2 separate regions of the Homo sapiens genome follow, and region 1 is linked to region 2. Evidence: chromatin loops called from intact Hi-C (ENCODE). Cell type or tissue: CD4-positive, alpha-beta T cell. All regions are shown on one strand. Links, peaks and the distances in the headings refer to the core of each region. The heading gives the core; the rest is flanking DNA.

Region 1 (11,035 bases), core at 900-8,899, 280 kb after region 2:
GGCTGGAAAGCCTGTTAAGGCGCAGATGTTTTCCCTGCCACCACCCCAGAGACTCAGATTTGACAGGTCTGAGGTGGGTCTCTGCACCTGCTTTTTTTTTTTTTTTTTGAGACTGAGTCTCGCTCTGTCACCCAGGCCGGAGTGCCGTGGCATGATCTCGGCTCACTGCAACCTCCATCTCTCAGGTGCAGGTGATTCTCCTGCCTCAACCTCTGAGTAGCTGGGACTACAGGCGCACGCCACCACGCCTGGCTAAATTTTTTTTATTTTTAGTGGAGATGGGGTTTCACTATGTTGGCCAGGATGGTGTCGATCTCTTGATCTCATGATCTGCCTGCCTCGGCCTAGCACCTGCATTTTTAAAAAGCATCTTAGATAAGTCTGATGAACACCAAATATTGAGAACTATTGAATAGCACCATAGTTCAGTTTCTCAATAAGCAGATCATTTGGAATATACTTGAATTCAGAGAACTTGATATAGCTGATGTCACCTCAAAAAATAAGCAAGCAGACATGACACTTGACATAGTACATGCTAATGGGAAACATAGTTTTGGCCACGTGTCAGATGACATGGGACCAAGTCTTAACTCTCACTAACTACCCATGTGAACTCCAGTAAGCAAAGCACTTATGAAACACACTTCCTGTTTCCTCTTCAGAAAGTGGGAGCCACGGCCACCCCACACTCTCCCTACAGAGTCATTTGGCTGATCGAATACATTTAAGTGTGGTAGCACTTTGAAAAATATAAATGTCTACAATAGCAGCAGGTAATATCAATATTAGATAAACTGAGGGGGTTACTTACACTTCAATTGAATCATTTGCCTTCCAAAGAGATTTCCTAACATTCCTTAACATTTAAATGCTTGCTTACAGAAAACTAATTGGGAACCAAGGCCAGAGGAATGCACTATTAATGCATTGTTAAGGCACTAAGGTAATAAATCAGATATGAAGGATTCTGAAACAAGCATCTAAGCCAATAGATTGATTTACGAAAGTTCAGTTCATATGCATCCATTGCTGAAAGCAAGGTACAACTATAAGTAGCTCTTCTTCATAATTGTTATTAATGAAAACAGAAGTTTCCCTACCATTTTTGCATGTATAGTTATTTTATATTTCCTTTCCCCCAATTTCTTTCTAAAACCTGCTTCTCAAGAATAGTTTCTATTCTGAGAATGGCAGGTGGATTTATTTGCCACACTTTCCTTTGTTCTTGCTAGTACTGATCCTGTTTCCTAAATCTATGTCCCTAAGAAGTGGGACTGTTCTATGGTGAAATAGCCAGAGAAACAGGCTTTAAAAGCCTCAAATCCTTTCACTTTGCCTCATTTTATTAAGGCCAGGGATGCAGAATAGAGCCTAGAATTTTTGTTCTCAGGCATGGGTTTTAGGTCTGTTATAGCAGGTAAAGATGGTGTGAGAAACAGGCATTTTTAGAAGAAATTGTAAGTCAGGTATAAACGAATGCAATGGATTATGAGCAGGCATGGCTATTAAGTTCCATACCATCAATTGGCAGTGGCTACCTGGAATACAATGCTGAGGATTATGAGATCTTATTTGGGCACCCAGGAAGGAATGCCACAATTGATTAGTGATGTCTGCCATGGGCAAGGAGTGAGAAGGAGCAACATTGTGCTATCCTTGACTAAGACGAAGGCCAAGGAGTAGGAAGGTGGGAAAGAAAAGAAGAATGAATAGATTTCTGGAAATGCACAACTAATTGGCAGAATTTCTAAGTTAGTGTTGTCCAGACTTTCATCCTTCAAAGCCTACTTCGTATATTCTCCATGAAAACAACAACACATCATACATTTTTATAATTTGTTTCCTTGCCCATTTCCCCACAGCTCAGACCTCCCTCTCACTATCACCTTCAATCTTGTGAATTCTTTAAAAATTCTCTCTGGTCCCTGGATGTTCCTTATTTTCTTTCTACCCACCTGAAATTTCATAGCATATGAGGGTAAGATTTTTATTAACTAGTTTTATTTTTATTGCATTATTTGATATTCACTGACTGTGCTTTATCTGTTTTCACAAGCTAGATTTTGTCATTCTTGGGATGTGAGGCCCTAGAAAAAATGAACCTTGCCAAGTGCTGGTCTGTGAACAACATCATAGAGTGGCTGCTGTGGTACTCCACCCCAATCCCCTTTTCCAGTCCTAGGGCACTCGTTTCCCCAGACACTGGGAGTGTTGGTGGCTGACAGCTCTTAGTGCCATGACGAAGGGTGCCAGCTTCTCCACACAGCCATTAGCCAAGATGGTGCCTTAGATAGAGAGACTGGCATGGGTTCAGCACATCCTGTTGGGTTGAAGCTCAGCTTCACAGGTTCTAGTTTGTCCTGCATTCTCCACTTCACTTCCGTCTTCTCTTCTGACTGCCTATCCTGCAGACTTCAGGATTGAGCACCAGACACAGAAACAACAGACTCAGATAAACTATATAACCAGTTCCAATGATTGCATAGGTCATGTCCCTTTAACAAGTAAATTTCCAATTCTATCTATCTATCTGTCTATCTATCTATCTATCTATCTATCTATCTATCTATCCATCCATCCATCCATATATCTATCTACCTACCTACCTATGTATCTATCGATCCATCCCTCCATTTTTCCATTTACCTTCCCACTGAATGGTTCTCCTGAGACCAAACTCTGGTTGATGCAGTCACCTTGCAGTAATTTCCCCCCACTTGAAGGGAGCTATTGACCCTAAGGAGACAACATCCAATAACTAGTTGACGGGGTTATAGAGGCCTGGACCTCTTACTTCAGGGTAGGACAGCTCTACAGGGACTTTCAGCTCTTGAGCTCACTGTGGAGCTAGCTGGGGTCTCATCACGACTGCATCACTATCCAACTTCTCCCTATGCCCAGACTTGATTCCTCCACTTCCTCCTCTTTCTCCCTGCCCTGCTGTAGGGATTGAGTCCCAGGGCAGTCCCAGTAAATTTCCTGCAAGCGAACTCTTCCTTTGAGTCTTGTTCCTAGGTAACTCAACTGAAGACACAGTTTAGTATCATTCATTTCAGTTTGGCAAACTTTTATTTAGCATGTTTTTGAAGCTGGCACTGTGTGGAAACTCAAAATACAAAGATGAATGACACCCAGTTACTGCTCCCAGAGAACACATAATAGTGTAGACAGAAACATGGGCAGGTGATTTCAAGACATAGGCATGTCCAGAAAGCTGCAGTGGTAACCTATAGCCCATACAATTCAAGAAGGACTTCCTAGTATGCCTGACCTGAGTCTCAGATGAGTAAATGTTTGTCTGGTGAGGTGGGACGTGCACTCCAGACAGAGGAGACAGCATGAACAAGGACATGGGTCCTGAAAGAGCACACAGAGTGCACCTTGGTGTCACAAGAGAGTCAAATGTGAGGGCTGGAACTTGCACATTATTTTATGGCCAATGGAGAACCATGGAAAGAGTTTCTGCAGAGGAATGACATGGTCAGATTTGTATTTCAGAAACATCAGTCTGGTGACTTGAAGAGGAACATGGTTGTATTAGTCTGAGTTCTCCAGAAAGACAAAACCAATAGGATATACAAGAGGGGATTCATTAGGGAATTGATGCAAAGAGGAAGGGAAGCCCTATAATAAGCTGTCTGCAAAGACCAGAGCAGCCAGTAGTGTGGCTCAGTCCAAATCCAAGTCTGGGAGGATCAGAACCACAAAAGGTAAAAAAAAGATGGTAAAGCCCCCAGCTGAGGCCGAAGGCCCAAAACCCCCTGGGAAGCTGCTGGTGCAAGTCCCAGAGCCTGAAAGCCAAAGAACCTGGAGTCTGATGTTCAACAATAGGAGAAGAATAGGCATCCCACACCAGAAGGAAGACAGAGAAAGAGAGAGAGATCTCCCTTCTGCCTGTTCCAATTGGGCCCCCTGCCGATGAGAGGGTGCCTGCCCACATTGAGGGCATGTCTTCCTCTCTGAATCCACTGACTCGCTCTTCAGTCTCCCCTGGAAACACTCATACCCAGAAGCCACACTTCACCAGACATCTAGCCATCCCTCAATTCAGTCATGTGGACACCTACAATTAACCATCACAGCAGTTCACACTCCATGTCTATCTCAAAGTTCTCCTAGGGAGCCTTCCTCTACTGCAGTTCTGCAGCAGCTAGGAAGCTCAAAACTACACCTTTAGGGTGTAATTTGGGTTCTGGACATGATTTAGGTTTTATCAACCAGAAATATTTGCCCGGGATTTGGAAGGTGGAAGCGAGGCTGCACCCCTGGGGGTTCTGCTGGTCCCCTTGCTCACAGAGGCGCTGGGTTTTTCTGCCGTGGTTTCATGATCACAGTTTCTTTGAATCATGGCTGTTTCCTAATTGCCATGGCTTTCTGAGCACGCTGGCATCTGATTATGGCAATGGAGGCATGGTTCTGGAGCTGGCAGCTCAGGCATAAGCTTCTTTGTTTGACATGCAGCTTCTGGATTATAAAAGAGGCAGTAGATCCCATGCACTCAGTTTCTGCAATGTGGTTCCCAAAGCCATTTTCAAAAGCTCCACCTGCTTCTTCAGCTTTTCCAGCAATTCTGTAAGCCATTTAATACCTTGTAACAAATCACCATCTACTTAAGCTGGATAGAGTGAATTCTGTTCTCTGCGACTGAATCCTGATCAACACCAGTGCCAAGACTAAAGGCAGAGAGACCTGTTACAAAGCTGTTACAAATGTCCAGCCAGATGATAAACAGGGTTGTGGGGATAGGGAGGAAGGGAGGCATTAGAAAAATGTGGAGGAGGTAAAATTAGTAGCACTCAGTGATTAATTAGGTGTCAAGAATGAGAAGTTAGAAAAGTGATTGCTAGGATGACTCAGTTTTCTGTGCAGACAACTCAGATCAGATTTTGGGGGAGAAGCAACTTGGGGGGTAGGATGCAAAAATGAAGAGTTCAGGTACCTAGGGGGTGTCCAAGGAATTTTTCTCCTGTTTCATAATTAAATTAGCCATAACTGCACATGTAATTGTGTAATTATTACTATTGATTTCTTCCCTGGATCTATGAATTCTACAAAAGTAGGAACTACATATGCTTATTCATTCCTGGCACAGTCTCTGGCAAATAATAGGTTAGGTGTTCAACAGACATTTGTTGAATGTGGAATAAATGAGTTGGATAATAAAAATTGTAATGATCGTAGTCAGCATTATCAAGATGAGCAGTCTCAGGCACTGCTGCTATGAATAGCTATTAGACACTTGGCAAAATTGTGCTTTTTTGATAATGATGATGGCGATGTTGATGATGATGAGGATAATATGTTAGACCAGGAACATCTTTATGGTTGGAAAACCAAGCCAGAGGTATGGAATTTTATCAGCATTCTTCTAAAACCCAGAAAAAATAGGCCAGAATCTCCTATTTCCATCAAACTGTACTTCCGTTACATATTCATTAAGTGACAGCCGTGTGGTAGGCCTATTAGGAAGTTCTCCCAGGTGTTTTGCACGGGAAAAGGCTGCTGTTGATCTGTCGTATACTCAGTGAAATTGCCAGCTTTTGTAAATCAAAGCCAAAGCTGACTCCAGCGACTCAGAGAAAAGCACGCCCTCAGCCAGACTGATTCCTGCAGCTGCTCACAGGGCGAGGCAGCAACTGGATCATTATCTGCAACACGATCATGAAGCCGGGCTGTGCTTGGGGCAGGGTTCCCCTTCTGGTTTTGTGCAGTCACTACTGTACTGTGTATCTGCTGTGCATATGCTGTCTCCTACACGTGTGCACAGGAGGCAATCATCTGACCTGCCAGACCCAACGCCCCTTGTAAAACTACTTATTATGCCTCCTTACCTGCCTGAAGTGAAATTCAGAGATAATATAACCTAGATGCATACGTAAGTGCAAACAAATCCGTATCTCTTAACTGTAATAGTTAAGAGAGATATGATCGAAACTTACAATAAGTTGTGTGCCTCAACATGTGAATGACCACACTACTAGACATGAGGAAGTGCTCCGATGCTTGGACCCATATAAAATCCCCATGAATGTGACAGCTGCAAATGTAGACTCCTAAGGGTATGTTATAATATTAAACAATCCTTTGATAAAGTTCCAGTGCAATGAAGAAAATTCTTCCCTTGATTTACACAGTGGTGACATTCTTTGGAAATTCAGTGTATGTTAAAGTAAACAAACCAAAATAAAACCCCAAAACAAACAGACCAAAATGTTTGTTAAGGTTCTAGATGATTAAAAACAGGTTTTTCACCTAGGTATTGTCCAGAGGGATAAACAAAGTTGTGTGGGACTCAGGCAATTCTTGATCATGGGGACTGCCCTGGGCAGTGGCCTACTAAATGCCAGTAGTCACTTAATCATTGTGATGACCAGAAAACTGCTCTCCCAAATTTTCAAATGCCTCTTTGGGCACAGTACCAACCCCACTGAGAACCCCATTATTCCAGCAAGAGCTCCCCTATCAGATCACTCCATTGAGCAACCTGCCCACTTAAAAAAATATAGAGCCAGAGGACTGGAGTTAAGATTCCGGAGGACAACAGGAAGCTACTATGGTTTTGAAACTGTAATCCACCCACAAGGGTCAGCATAATGGAAATTTGCTCAGCACGCATTTTGCAAGGATTCACTACTAAAAAACTCATAAACAAATAGCAATGGAAGTTCAGCAGCCTTCATCTCTTTTGGTTACCTGGAGTTTATGCCTGGGATAGTAGTTCAGCCTAATGACTTGAAGTCATTATCTGGTTAGAAGTATTCAGTAAAAAGGGCCAGGCACTGTGGCTCATGCCTGTAGTCCCAGCACTTTGGAAGGCAGAGGTGGGCAGATCACCTGAGGTCAGGAATTCGAGACTAGCCTGGCCAACATGGCGCAACCCCATCTCTACTAAAAATACAAAAATTAGCCGGCTGTGGTGGCTTATGCCTGTAATTCCAGGTACTCGGGGGGCTGAGGCAGGAGAATCACTTGAACTTGGGAGGCAGAGGTGGCAGTGAGCTGAGATTGTGCCACTGCACTCCAGTCTGGGCGACAGAGCAAGACTCTGTCTCAAAAAAAGAAGTATTTGGTAAAAAGGATCATTTAAAAAACAATACTGAAGATTAGGGAGTAACTACCTCAGTTTGAATCCCGTTGTCACTCACTAGCTCTGTGATTTTGGGCAAGTTACTTTACATCTCAGTGCCTCACAATAGTAATACTGTTTCTGTTACATGCTGTCGAATACATCATAGTGTTCTTATGAGGACTGAGCGAGTTCATATTCGTATTAGAATAGTGTCTGGCATACAGAGTAAATACATCATATGGACATGTTAAAATAGCCTAATACATACATTTTAAAAACAACGAAAAAGTCTCATTCCTATAAAAAGTATTTACACAAATGAAGTATGATAAGCAATAAAAAGGAAGCCAGATAAATAATACAACAATTAAAAAGATGTTGCAAAGCCATTCAAGGCTGATTGTCAAATGGATATGGTAGCAATTTGAGAAATTTGGAGGAAAGATGGGTCTCAATGAGCTGATCTGGGGATGCCACACAGGGAAAGAAAGTCTTAGAGTGAGTCCCAAGGGACAGCAGTAATCTATACTGGTGAAACGAAGTGGATACCAGCCTGAACCACCCAGGCCTTGGGAAGCAGAGCCATCACAAGAGGCCTGGAGACTAGCTGGGGACGGGACTGTGACAGATCAGCCCCCAGCCCAGGGGGCTGCAAGAAGTCTCACTCCTATCCCTGTTTCTCTCCATCCTGTTAGGTAACTATTTTTATCCTTACACTTTTTCTTTATGGCAATATCAGTACATATTTCTAATTCCCCTCTTTTCTTACACAAAAGATAGCATTCTATATATCCTATTATTTGTTTACTTCTCACTTTAGAAAACATCCTGGGACTTTTTCCATATTGGCATTCAGAGAACTTCTTCAGTTTTTCTTTGACTGCTGCATAGTATTTTGTTGTATGTTGCACCATAATTTATTTAAATAGCCCCCCATCAATGATTATTTGGGTTGCTTCCAGTCTTTTGCCATTACATTGCTGTAATAAATAACCTTGTGCATATGTCAGGTATGCTGAGTGGATTCCCAGAAGCAGGAGTGCTGGGTAAATGGGTGAATGTTTTTGCAATTTTGGTAGCTATTGCCAGGTTCCCTATCATGAAGTAGTAGCATCATTTTGCATTCTCACCAACCATGTATGAGGATGTCTGTCCCCACAGTCTCACCAACAGAGGATGGTAGCAAACTTTTGGTTTTCTGCTAATCTGGGAGATGGGAAACTTTATTTTACTGTGACTTTTCATTTGCATGTATCTTATTGCCAGTGAGGTTGTGAACCTCCTCACGTATTTAAAGACCATTTGCATTTGTCTTCAATGTCTTGTTCTTGGCTCATTTTTTCTATCAAATTTTTGGGATTTTTTTCTATTTTTAGAAAATTTTTATTATGGAGATTAATGAACTGAAAATATCTTAACGCTTTTCTTTTGCCTTTTTTATGGTTTTGACATTATTTTAAAGAACTACAGTTCACCCTTAAACAACACAAGTTTGAACACGTGGATGCACTTTTACAAGGATTTTTTTTCCATAGCAGTTATACCGAGTATACCTGCCCCTCCTGCCTCCCCTTCCACCTCCTCTACCTCTTCTGTCTCTACCATTCTTGGGACAGCTAGACTACCTCCTCTTCTTCCTCCTCCTCCTCAGCCTGCTCAGTGTGAAGACAATAAGGATGAAAACCTTTATGATGATCCACTTACACTTGATGAAAAGTAAATATATTTTCCTTATGATTTTCCTATAGCATTTTCTTTTCTCTAGCTTACTTTATTGTAAGCACACGGTATATAATACATATAAAAATTATGTTGTATGTGTTATATATAATACATAAAACATACAAATCAATCAAATATTTATGTTACTGGGAAGGCTTCTGGTCAAAAGTAGGCTATTAGTACTTAAGTTTCGGGGAAGCCAAAAGTTATATGCAGATTTTTGACTACATGGGGTGTTGGTGTTCCCAACCCCTGCGTTGTTCAAGGGTCAACTGTGATAACTTACTAAAATGATTTATTCAATATGTTAACATTGACTTAATAAATATATTCATTTAATAAATATATTGAATATATTTAAAATATATTCATTTAATAAATGTATTGAATATATTTAAAATATATTCATTTAATAAATGTATTGAATATATTTAAAATATATTCATTTAATAAATGTATCGAATATATTTAAAATATATTCATTTAATAAATATATCGAATATATTTAAAATATATTCATTTAATAAATATATCGAATATATTTAAAATATATTCATTTAATAAATATATCGAATATATTTAAAATATATTCAAAAAATATATTCAAGGGAATCCCACAATTTCAATATATTTAAAATCTATTCAATACATAAAAATATACATTTAATATACTAAAATTTAATAAATATATTGAATTCTATGCCAGCTATTGATGACAAAAATAAATAATTTAAGGGGGATTCTCTTGAAAAGTAACTAGTGCAGAAGATGCGCTCAAAATCTGATCTGGTGCAAGGAATGATAACAATATTTGACATTTGCCCTTTACGGTTTACAAGGTACTTTCACAATTATCATCTTTTTAGTAACTCATAGATAACTTCTAAGGTTGTATTAGTTAAGCGTTTGTTTCACTGTGGTGAAGGAAAACTGAAAATAACATTGCCTTAAGCAAAACAAAATGTTTCTGTCCTATGCAAGTTTAGATGAGAGGTCTAGGGCTGGTATTGGGCTCCATGGTGCCAAATATGTAGGCTCTTTACGTAACCTCAACCTCATGGCCCAAAATAGTGACATCTACGGTCCAGAGAGCAGGATGGGAGAGCAGTAATGAATAAGACAGCAAATGCATATGCTTAGTGTCTCTTAAAGACAGTTCCAGCTGCTATAAGACCTTTCCATTTATACCAACTTGGCCAGAGCTCAGTCACATGGCCACATCTATTTGCAAGGAAGGTTAGATTATTCCAGGTTGCCAGGTGCCAGCTAAAGATGGTTGACAAGGGAGCATTTATTACAAATGGAGAGGGGATACTGGGGTTCAACCAGAACTTTCTTCCAGAAAAATACATAGAAAAGGCATCATTATACTCATAATAAAAGGGGAGGAAGGGACAAGTATTTTCTTGTTAAAGACATTTAATTGAGCACATCTCCTTCCCCCTGACACCTCACAAAAAGAATAGCAAAGGTGGAAAAGGCATGAACCCCTAACAGTAAAGAGCATGAAGAAAGGGATCCATCAGTGGATGAGTGGTTTTAGCAAATTTCTGACAACCAAAAAGTGCAAGTGAGAAATTTTGATGGGGTTGCAATAAAGGATGAAGTCAATCTGCCTTGCAGAATTTGGGAAAGGTTCTGGTCCTGAGCTTTCAGGCAAGGCAGAGGGGAGGACTGAGGACTGGAACTGAAAAGAGAGATTGATTAAAGGTTTGTATACAAAACAATTGCCCACCCTCCCCCCATACAGAATGCATGACAGCCAGGAAGTTACCACCATTTCTAAAAAGCTTCGTTTTTCTCTAAAGAAATTATACAAATGGTCTGGAAAAAACTGGGACAGCTGGTATGACTATTGATATCACAAAAACAGTCCTTCTTATCCTTTCTTTTAGACATCTCCAGAGCAAGAGTCAGTTTCCTGCCTACCCATACTAGAGCAGAGTCTACCAGTCTACAAGTTCTATCCATGTATCCAGAACTCCTAATTCTTAACTCCTTATTCTTAAATATCAATAGACAATCAAAGTTTAAAAGCCTTGAAAACATCACCCTGAAGAAATAGAAATAATTCAAGAATAGAAGAGAAGTTAAAAATAAAATTCAACAATATCTTCAGAGTAAAGTGACCATGTAATTAATTTATTATCTAACCTGGAACAATTTTGAGAATGATATGGGGATCTATTAATAATTATGCCAGGACAGCAATATAAACCATGACTGTCCCCTACAAATCAA
Region 2 (11,035 bases), core at 1,911-9,910:
AGAAATGCAAGTGATTTTATTTGCTTTGTTCATATTAAGATTATGATGACAGTAATATAATAGATCACAGTTTTCATTGATAGTACGTCAGAGAATGTTGAAAATCATTTTTATTCTGTTAATTTGAAATTCAGTTAGAAGCTTAGTTGACTAGTTTTGCTTGACAGATTCTTCACAGTTCAAATTAACATCATAAGATATTAGGGAGAATTGTTTAAATACTTGGGAAGACAAGGTCTTCATTAGTACTTATAAACATTCGCATTTCTCACTTAAAGGATAAACAATAAAAATCATTCCCAAATGGGAACCATGGTAGATGGAGGATATGTGGTAGTAGAAAGACTTCTCAGTGTAGAATTTTTTGTATATCATTTTGATGTTTGAAGCATACAAACCTGGTAATAAAACATGGATCTACAGGACAGTACCCACATACAAACAATATTTGTAGGGAACAGGTTTTCCTGTAACTCACAGCCCTAAGTAGGAGCCATATAACCATGGGAGCAGTCCTTTGAATATACAAAGTTAAGAGATATTTTCTTTAGGTTTTGAGACAGTATCCCCTACTTCATTAAAGTTGGTCTCTTCTTAACTGAGTAGATTTAATTTGAAAAGGTTAGTTCAACTAGAAATAGGACATGATTTCAGTTGAAGCCAAAGTATATACTATTATAGCACTAGTATTACACGTGTCTTATGGAAAACTTGTTACCACTGACAAATTCTGGATGAAATTTCAGGTGTTCTCATAGCCCAGAACATTGAGGAAAATCACCTTTTTTCCCCCTTTCCTAAATCTTGAGTCCTCAGAACTTCTGACAAAAGAGTTTATGGGTCCATTCCTAACAATTAGATTTTTTTGTTTTTTTGCTTCCCTTCGAAGTGAGATTATTTAGATAACTAACTTCTGCTGAGTACATATACATATTGTTCCTGAGGGTAAGAATTAATTTAAGAGCCAGGTAGGAGATTTTTTTTAAAGATAAGTAGACAGTAGAATATAATTTCTAGAAGACTCAAGATGTACATCTTCATAAAATTTTACGTTATCTTAATTTCATTTATGTTTTAAAGTAAAAGATGTTGCATTGACATAATGTCTTAGTTATAAAGGTAAACATTTTTATTTTTAAAATTATGATACTACTTTATGCAGTATTTAGAACCATTTTACTAAAGAAAGCCATTTACCACCATAGCAGAGAGTATTAAAATGTTAGTAAGTCCAAATGGTTGTTTTGTTTTGTTTTTCTGGAGAAACTTACTTCGAATAGTGGTAACTATAGGCACACAATTTACTTGTAATAAAGAACACTAATGGGGAGGGTAGGAGTAAATTAACTAGAACCTTAATAATGGGCTTTTCTAGCTCAAGGAATCTTATAATTGTCCCTGAAGGTAGTTGTGAAGGAAGTTGCAAGATGAAATATCTAGATTTGTGTAGTAGTCATTCCAGGAAAAATGTTGCCTTCTGGCAAACTTTGGCATCTTTATTATGTAAAATGCCTTTTTAATGATAAGCAATATAGATTGTCAAAATAATTTTGGAGATAGAAGTCTAGTGCCTCCTGTTTACTCCAGATTAAATTAGCAAATAAAAGTAAGCCTCTCCAGCCAGCACAGTGTTTGCTCTTTTGGGGATAAAATAGCCTTTTGGCCAAACTTTACACACTTAGGTAGTACTAGTTTGTTAATCTTACAAAGATATTCTTATGATTAGTAAGAATTGATGAAGTGTATGGCAATTTCCCTGAAAATTACTATGTTTTAAAGGATTGAAATGGAAAAGCATAGGCAATGTTTTTATTAAATCAATACCAAAATACGCAGTTTGAAATATAACTTAGATTACATAATTTCTGCAAATGCTGTCGGCTCCAAACCAGTTTACTTTATTGTCAGTCAACCCCAGAGTATATTAATTTCTCTTTTCGGGATTGCCTGTTTTGTACCATCCAAGCTACTTGAAAAATCTGATTAGTCTGTGCCAGGACTACGGTAGGATGACAGTGAAAATAGCATGCTTTGCCTCAGTTCAGGGGGACCGTATGAAAATATATCCTATTTTCAAAATGTTTCTGAAAAGACTTATTTGTGGAAATGTTCCTTGCTATTTAAAACTCTTCAAAAATGCAGGTTTTACAAAATACAAAAATAACCTCTTGAAAGTTTGAAAGGGGAGAGGGGGCTGTCGTGTGGGGGCGGTCTCTGCTGCCCACATCCTCCCTCTGTTCAGTGCGTTGTGTTCTTACGGGTTCCCTGGAGCGGATCACCATATAATTGATGTGCAGTCTGCATTGCTGAATCCTGGACTGCACCATTCTGTGTTCAAGGGAAGATGTAATCTGATCCCTCTGCTGCTGAGGGAGGAATCTGTTCAGTCAAGGCTTTGACAGGGCATAGTCTCCTCCAATAATCTTCTCCGTTCTCTCTCATTATTCCCTCGAGTTCTTCTCAGTCAAGCTGCATGTATGTATGTGTGTCCCGAGAAGCGGTTTGATACTGAGCTGCATTTGCCTTTACTGTGGAGTTTTGTTGCCGGTTCTGCTCCCTAATCTTCCTTTTCTGACGTGCCTGAGCATGTCCACATTAGAATCTGTGACATACCTACCTGAAAAAGGTTTATATTGTCAGAGACTGCCAAGCAGCCGGACACACGGGGGCACAGAATCACTGAAGGGGAAAAATACAGAAAATATGGGTTTCTACGGCACATTAAAAATGATTTTTTACAAAGTAAGTAAGCTGTTTTCTTCCTATGCTATGTGATTGTGTGTGTATGCCTGCCTGAGAAGGAAAATCTGTATCATCAGAGATGGCTGCAGTATCCTCTAATTTTGGTGGGTGGCTGGATGTCTGGTATTCTGTTTTATATCATGAATGTAAGCAAATAACGGAAAGACTGTGAGCTGGAAAAAGCTTTAAATTTAAGATAAAATGTATATTTTAATCTGAGAATTTTTCACTAAAAATACATTGAGACTTTAGAAATGTGGCTCTGTTAAATGCTGACCTGGAAATACTCTATCCTTAGTTGGCTTTTAGTGAACCTTTTGCCTTCAATTTTTCTATACCTTGTATACAGTTTTTCTTTTTTCATTAGTTGACTCTTTAAAAGTATAGAATCATGAGACTATTTGGGATTTATATTTAAAGAGATCATGTTTACTTTCTGTACCCCTCAAAAATTGCAGAATTAATTTTTGGTTCTGAAGTCAGTATTTTCAGTAAACAGTACAGTATTTAAAAGACTTCTATAGTCATACAGAAGGTGCTTTCCTTTATAAAATATTTTTAAAATAAAATCCTTTCTCAGTGGTTTCCTTGATACACATTTTGGGGCATGTTTATTCATTGAAGGATTTCTAAGATGGAAATAAAGTTTGCTTTTAGTGGCAAATGGTATTTGCACCAATGTTTTTTACAAGGTATCCTGGGAAGTTCTGAAAGCCAGTATTACAAACTTAATTAGAATAAATATCAAAGTTTCTCCTAATTATGAAGATAAGAATTTGTGGAAGTTATCAAAAAACTAGATTTTAACATAGTCTGTACTGACTGACCTTCCTGATGGATTCATTTGCATGTATGTTTATATATATATGTGTGTATCTATAAATTATATACACGGAAACACGTGGCTACCTATATACTTCAGCTTTTATATTTATATTTGCTTTTTAATAAAATTATTTGGAGAAAGAAAATAATGGTTTCTGAGAGGAATCACTTTAAAACAATGTAATGAGTATATAAACTTCTAAAGGGAAGAAACCAGCCAGATCAATTCCATTTCTTTCCAGTAGGTATGGCATGAACTAAGGTATAAATTGTAGGTGAGCTTGTTGTACCCTCACCTCTAGCCCCTAATGTCGTAAGATCATCCTAGTATTTTAGAAAACTCTTCGTGATGACAAAAACATGGTCTTTATTATTCAGTGTGGCTCTAAAACATTTTAAGTCTCTTTAGTATTTATATTGTATCATGCTATGTTATGATGTTCCCATGTAAGGCAAGAGGTAGGAAAATAAGGCTGCTGCAAAGCAAGGATTTTTACCTACTTATAAACATGAGGATAGCTCTCTATCACTTTGGAGTGTTTTTCCTCCTATAACTTGCAGTAATACAGTGATTAATTAGTGGACACAAATCTTAAAAAGGGGTTGTTGAAATGGAAAAAGTCAAATCTTACCAGATTTTATTTTCTAGTTTTAAAATATACATATAGTCAAATGAGAATATTTCAATATTGATGTTGACAAGAAACAATTCTGAATATATTTATAGTATAACATGGCATAATGAAACACCTTAAAATGTAGATTTTGGATACACCTTATAGAAGAGGCATAACTGATTCTTTTAAAACCTTTCTGTTGTTGCTTTTCAAATTAGAATATTTTGTCCTGAGTATCTGTCAATAGAGCTATATTCTGTATATATATCAATTGACAACTTTCCCCTCAGCGTTATTATACTATCTCCAGATTTCTCTTATTATTGATTTACTTTTTAAAACTGTCCTTATTGCCCATATTAATTGCTTTATGCCTTATCACTATTCAAGATTATTTATACTGCTCTTTACCCTCTTATAATGGTATGAGTGTTTAAAATTGAGTTTGTTACTTTCATAATTATTTCTGATTTTACAATTTTGAATTTTATCTTTATTAAAAACATGTTTTTAAAGAAAAATGATTCACGAGGAAGGCACGTTAAATATGATTATTTTCTGTGTGGATTAACTTGAGATTTTTCCCTATGTTGGTTATTAAATTGGAAAACATGAAAGATATATTATCTCAAGGAATATATATATATAATGAATATCAGTTTTCAAATCATCACACACTGTTCTTCTGGATAAAATATTAGGGGGGAAAATTCACCTTTCCATTCCATTCAGAGTAAAACAAAGTAGAACAAATAGAAGAAACTATGAAACATTTATTTTATATATTTAATTAACATTGTAGGCATATGAAAATTTAAGAATTTAAAATATTAACCATGCTGACTCAAGATTTGATAGTTAGACGATTTTTAAAAAACATATCTTGTTTGTTTTACCTTATAGATGAAAAGAAAGTTGGACCATGGTTCTGAGGTCCGCTCTTTTTCTTTGGGAAAGAAACCATGCAAAGTCTCAGAATATACAAGGTAATATTAAATATAATGATTATCTCATGATTCTCAGTTTTTTAGAGTTGATTCTGAAAGTGTTTTAGTTTATTCTTGTAGAATAATAATGTTACTAGTACGGTTGACTGTTTAACACATTTTGAGATTACCGGAAATTGAGAACTATATCATTTTAAATAAGAGGAATGCCACCTTAGTTTATGTTTTGTTACTAATACATTTTGAAGTAGGACACAAGCAGAAATTATCTTGTGAACAAAAATTTAAAATTACAATTTTTAAGGAATTCTAAAAAGTAAACCATAAAATATGAATATGAGCCCCTGTGTCTTGTTACTATAGGAACAGCTGTTCTAGGGTAGACATTTATGTATGGAAATTTGAAGATACATTTATTAGCAGTGAAGTAAAACAATTACTAACTCAATCTTATTTCATGAAATTAATGTGTTAGAAATTTTCTTTTATGGGCTTGGTAGGTCTTAAGTTTTTAACACATACATTTCTTTTCTATACCAGTAGAATAGTTTCCATAACAATGAAACATAATTGTAATCTTTTTCTACTTCAGTCCCCATTATTTTTGGATTTTACATCAGTATAAAACTTTTCCCACTCTCACAGTTATTAGGCTAACTTAAGCACAATGTCTATTGCCCAGCCAATTAAAAGTGGCTTTGAATGTCACTTGGAATGTCGTATTTTAAAATTTAAATGACAGAAGTATCTTAGAGCTTTTTTTTTTGGTCTTTAAAACAGAATTTTTTGTATAATTGCCAGTTTTTAAAATAAGTGATTGAAAGTTAACAGTAGAAACCATAAGAACTTCATGGTTATGACATTTCTTCCTTTCTCTCAAAATATTTCAATTTAGTTATTTTTATTCTATAAGATGCACTAAAATTAACATTGCTCAGATATAATTTTTTTATTGAACATTGTTGCAGATTGTGCCTCTTACAGAGAAATAGCTTGTTTTTATTTCAGTTGTAAAAAATATTTCTTTCAAATGCTGCTTTATGAAATTTGAAAATCATCATAATTGGAATAGTCTTACATTCAAAAAGTGAAGAGATAACACAGAAAAGAAAAATAAAGCTATCTCTTATTCAGGAGCTGCTTTTCGGTGTGATTTTTCTTATGTTAACTGTCCCCCTTCCTGTTACTCTTTGCCTTTTGACAGTTTTACTGTGTTTTGGCACTTCCACCAGAGGGTGTGGAGGGATAGAGAGACAAGTGAAACTATTCACTTCATTTTGCTTTTCCCTTCTAGTCATGATAAAGTATTTCTTGGATGAGAAATTTGCATTTAATGTTAAACTAACTGTTAATGCTATTTTTTAAATGTATCAGTCTTCTATTAATATGGCTGATACCAGGACAAAGGTATTACATTGTTCACTTGTTTTTAAGGCAGCTTAGAATAAATGAGTGCTGAATTTTTATTACAGAACACATTTTAGTAAAATTTGTCTTTAGTTGCTCACTTTTTATATTGACAAAGCAACTGAAAAGGCAGAAGTTTTATTTTTAGCCTGTTAATATATAATTTTATTAAAGCAAAATTAGACCAAACAGCATATTTATTTCCATGTTTTTCTGGAGACTCTCGGTTAGGAAGGTATATATTTGGTATTTTGTGATATTTTTGACAGATTTGCTAATAAGATAAAACTATGATTTTTCCATCAAAAATTTGTTATAAACATATCCTATTTTATTTTGGAGGAAAAGAAAATAGAACTTACCTTTGAATTTGAAAGAAGAAAAGATAGATTTAATTGCTGAATGTTAAAGATTGTCTTCGATTTATACTATTAGAGGATTTAAAGGGAGTAGATAAGAAGACTTTTCTGTAAAATCTGGTGACTGAGATACATTTTTTAACAAAATAATGCTGGATAGAAAAAAACAGCTGGAGGAGTTGTTTCATTAGTAATTTATCAGAGTTTGATTGTTAACTATTACGATGCAATTTGTAAGTGTTCTTTGAATTTAAAATAATTAATCAACATAGCTCAATGAATTGAGTGAGAATTTCTTTTCAAATATAATTTTGTTAAACCAGACCTTCCTGCTGCTTTTTTTCCAAGGTCTTTAAAATGGATACCCAATATTTACCTTGAGTTTAGTTTAATTACATGCAGAAATTAGAAAGGAAAGTTTAATACGTTAGTAATATAGTTATATATTCTTTCTGCTATTAATTGGTCATTTTTAGGGTAGTTAGTTTTAGAGAGATCATCTAGTCGTCCTCATTTTACTAGTGGCAGAATTGAATTTCAAGTTTGTTTGAGACAGTTAAATCTCAAAATTTAAATTATTGTATAAAAATGTTTAGATGATCTTATTTAGTTTTGCATATAAGTTCTTAATACTTACCTGTTTTGAATAAATGTATTTCTAATCAAGACTGAGTCCTGTCAACTATTCAGACCAAACTTTATAAATAGCAGTAAAAAATTAGAAATATTATAGACAATTTTGAAGGCATCTGAGGCAAACTTAAGGAATAATGTGATTCTTGAAATTCAAAACATTTGAACATAGTATTTCTATGTCTGAGTTTTTTAAAGCTTTAATAAAGTATCACAACCCTTTTTATAAAGAAAATTTAAACTTTACTTATGTCACCAAAGACCAGTCATAGGAGAAGTGGGACTTGTATGTTCTAAGGAAATATTTTAACTTTATTTGTATATATTAACAACTTGCAGTTTTGTCATGGAGATTCTGTTATTTGGTTGCAATTAGCATTTCTGGGATAATAACAGGCGTTATATAGGAGGGAGGAAACTTACTGTAAGAATAGCAAATAGGTTTTGTGTACCTGTGATCTCTGGGAAGAAAGGTAATTAATTGATGTTTGAAATATGCCAGATCATCATTCTTTGTACTAGAATCTATTATTAATAAGTATCTATCTTTGCTTTCACTTTTGTTTTTTTCCTTTTATCCTTTCTCTCTCTCTTTTTTTTTTTTTTGTAGTACCACTGGGCTTGTACCATGTTCAGCAACACCAACAACTTTTGGGGACCTCAGAGCAGCCAATGGCCAAGGGCAACAACGACGCCGAATTACATCTGTCCAGCCACCTACAGGCCTCCAGGAATGGCTAAAAATGTTTCAGGTGACATATCTAAACATAGTACTTGAAATGCCTCACTTAATTGCTGCAAAATAAGGGATTATTCATCCGTAAAAAAAGAAGGAAACACTGTTACATAGTATACTGTGGATGAATTTTGAAATCATTCTGCCAAGTGAAAGAAGCCAGACACAAAAGGCCACATGTTGATTCTCTTTATATGAAATGTCCAGAATAGGCAAATCCATAGAGACAGAAAGTAGATTAATGGTTGCCTGACAATGAGGGGAGGAGAAGGACTAACTGCCAGTAGGTACAGATTGTCCTTTTGGGGTGATGGAAGTGTTCTGGAATTGGATAGTAGCGATGGTTGCACAGCAAGGTGAATATACTGGGAAGCACTGAAGTATATACTTGAAAATGGTGAATGTTATGTGCTGTTTATTTCAATTTAAAAATGCTATTAAAAACAAGGGAACTCAATTTTTGAATGTCATAATTGAGAAAGTCCAATACTTATTTGTGTAACTGTGCACTGACATTTTTTTTATTGCTTTTTAAATAATAAGACCTTCCTTCATCTTCTCCTTTGTTTGAATTTCTGGGTTGTCTAGTTTTCTAAACTGCATTGCTTGTAAGTTAGGCATTTAAGAGTAATTTAAGAACCATTCTAGCTAGAGTTAATACAGCTTCTTTTCTTCAGTGCCATGCTTGTATATGGCTTACCATGCTTGAATCCTGATTACTATATTTTAATAGTATTTATATTCTTTGGATGTGTACAGGGAAGATTGGTTACAACCAAACCCTGAATATTATGAACTTTATAACCTAAGATAGTGATATTACATTGATTTATCTCTTCTTCCAGTAAGATAATGCATATACATCAAGTGTTTAGCAAAATACATGGCAAGGATTAAGTACTTACTCAATTATTTGTTGCAAATAATAAATAATATAAATTATGTAAAGTAAAAAATATCTGATATTAGCCTCCATAGTAATGTAAAAAGAATATACTACCCTACCTCTGGCTGCTTGAATGGTTAGGTATTTAATCAATGCATAAGGCAATAATCGTTGGTAAAGATGATACTTTACTTGACTTTTAGTGTTTCAGATTTTTAAGGTGTTCACTTTGTAAACCCTAATATTTTAAATACCTAGATGAATATGAGATAAATGTGTCTATTTTTTTCTTCTGTAGGTAGAAAACTAACTTGGAGCAGTATTGCTTTTAAATGGTTTTTTAAAATTGTTTTCTACCCTTCAGGTGATTTCTGCAAAACTAGGATAACCTTTTTTTGGTTGGTAACTGAAAGATTTAAGCCTTGCTCTCAACAGGGATTAGTTTTTCCCCGCGTTGAGACAAAAGTGTCTCAAGACATTTTTCATTTTTATAACTGAGGGGATGGGGCGCAGGACACTGCTGGCATCTAGTAAGTAGAGGCAATACAAAGGACGATCTCCATGCCAAAGAATTATCCAGCCCAAAATGTCAATGGTACTAAAGAATCTGGGTTAGAGGAATGAAAGTTAGATTTTATTGTTATTAAAATGTTATAAGCCACTGTAATTACAAAGAATTTTTTTTAAGTTTTCATTTTCATAGTCATTTGTTGATTAAACTTACCTTTTCCCCAGGGATTATTCCTACCCTTCCTCCTGAGTTATTTTGCCTCTGGTTCATGATGGTTTGTAAAATGTTAATTAATTTTTATTTTTTCCTATGCACACCCTCAGAATTCTAAATTTTTAATTTTGTCCCATCCTTTTAAAAGGAAATTTATCCGTCAATAAGAGGCGAAAATAAAACTCGGACACTTGTATAGCCTTAAAAAAATAATTTAAAGATTTTTATCATCTCTGATTAAGCCAAAGAGGTAGGAATATGGTTGTATGTTGCCATGCTAACACATGCATGTAGTGTGAACAGCATATATCATTCTGATTTCATATCACATGATTTCACTGATTTCATATCATTTTTATAAGAAAATACCAACATGATTGAAAATTACACTATTAGCAATAGTTTTATCATCATTGTAGATAACCTCCAAAATGCTTATTTTATATGAAAAGGCTTATTTCTTTTCAGAAGGTAGTTCAGAGTAAGATTTACTTTTTCTGTGGTAGGGCTCATTTTTTCCAACGTTTTGGAATACCTGAATATTCTTTGCTTGCTATCTAGGATATTTCTCAATTTTAAAGGGACTCTGTAGTATTGATCTATAGGAAGAGGCATTTCAGCTTTATTTTAGTCAGGATATTTTAGAGAGTTCATTGTACACCGTTTGCTTGTTTAGCTAGCTTATGCTTTTTAAATAAAATGTCCAAATGTTACCGCATGCTGTATTTCATCAAATCTGAGACACCATAGTTTTTTTAGATGCATTCCAATTTCGGAAATGTTAATGTGAAAAAAAAAAAAACTGTATTCAATAAGCTAAAGAATGTTAGAATAGCTTTTGGTCCTGTAAAAGGAGTAGGTGCAGTGAAGAAAACATGTTCTTAGTTAACAGGAATAGCATGTGGAATTACCCCTGCAGGTATAGTATTATATACATTTTTTTCAGATAAATATTCTGTAGCAAAGAAATCTGTAGCAACAAAAGGTCAACTGGACAGGTAGATCAGGACCTTCATCTTTTGAGTACCATGTCTGTCTCTGACACACCCAAGGCCTCATTGTTGTACACTGCCCTTTATTTTCAGGGCTGGTCCCAGAGTAACTAGAAATGATTCACTTGCCTAAAGGCTTACTGTGCTTTAATGTCTAACTTGTAGAG

What was found. Hi-C counts contacts between places; a loop is a spot of excess contacts. Peaks named below come from ENCODE experiments on the same cell type or tissue, not always from the same donor. Only the 100,000 strongest peaks of a DNase experiment are listed, where the experiment ranks them.
Region 1: it touches region 2 in a loop (2.4-fold over the local background); 6 of 110 quality-filtered maps call a loop at or near these places.

Annotation. Positions count from the first base shown.
Region 1 is chr4:152,058,663-152,069,697 of GRCh38, reverse strand. No RefSeq gene overlaps it. Among named protein-coding and RNA genes, the nearest start is that of LINC02273, 37 kb to the left of the region's middle. In CD4-positive, alpha-beta T cell, for the core only: no CTCF peak of the experiment used is centred there; DNase peaks (open chromatin) are centred at 3,917 and 5,667.
Region 2 is chr4:152,344,177-152,355,211 of GRCh38, reverse strand. It overlaps FBXW7 (F-box and WD repeat domain containing 7), which reads left to right. Exons shown (of 14, transcript NM_001349798.2): 5 at 5,088-5,170; 6 at 8,141-8,282. Among named protein-coding and RNA genes, the nearest start is that of FBXW7-AS1, 12 kb to the right of the region's middle. In CD4-positive, alpha-beta T cell, for the core only: CTCF peaks have their summits at 6,176 and 6,377 (motif pointing right); a DNase peak (open chromatin) is centred at 6,361.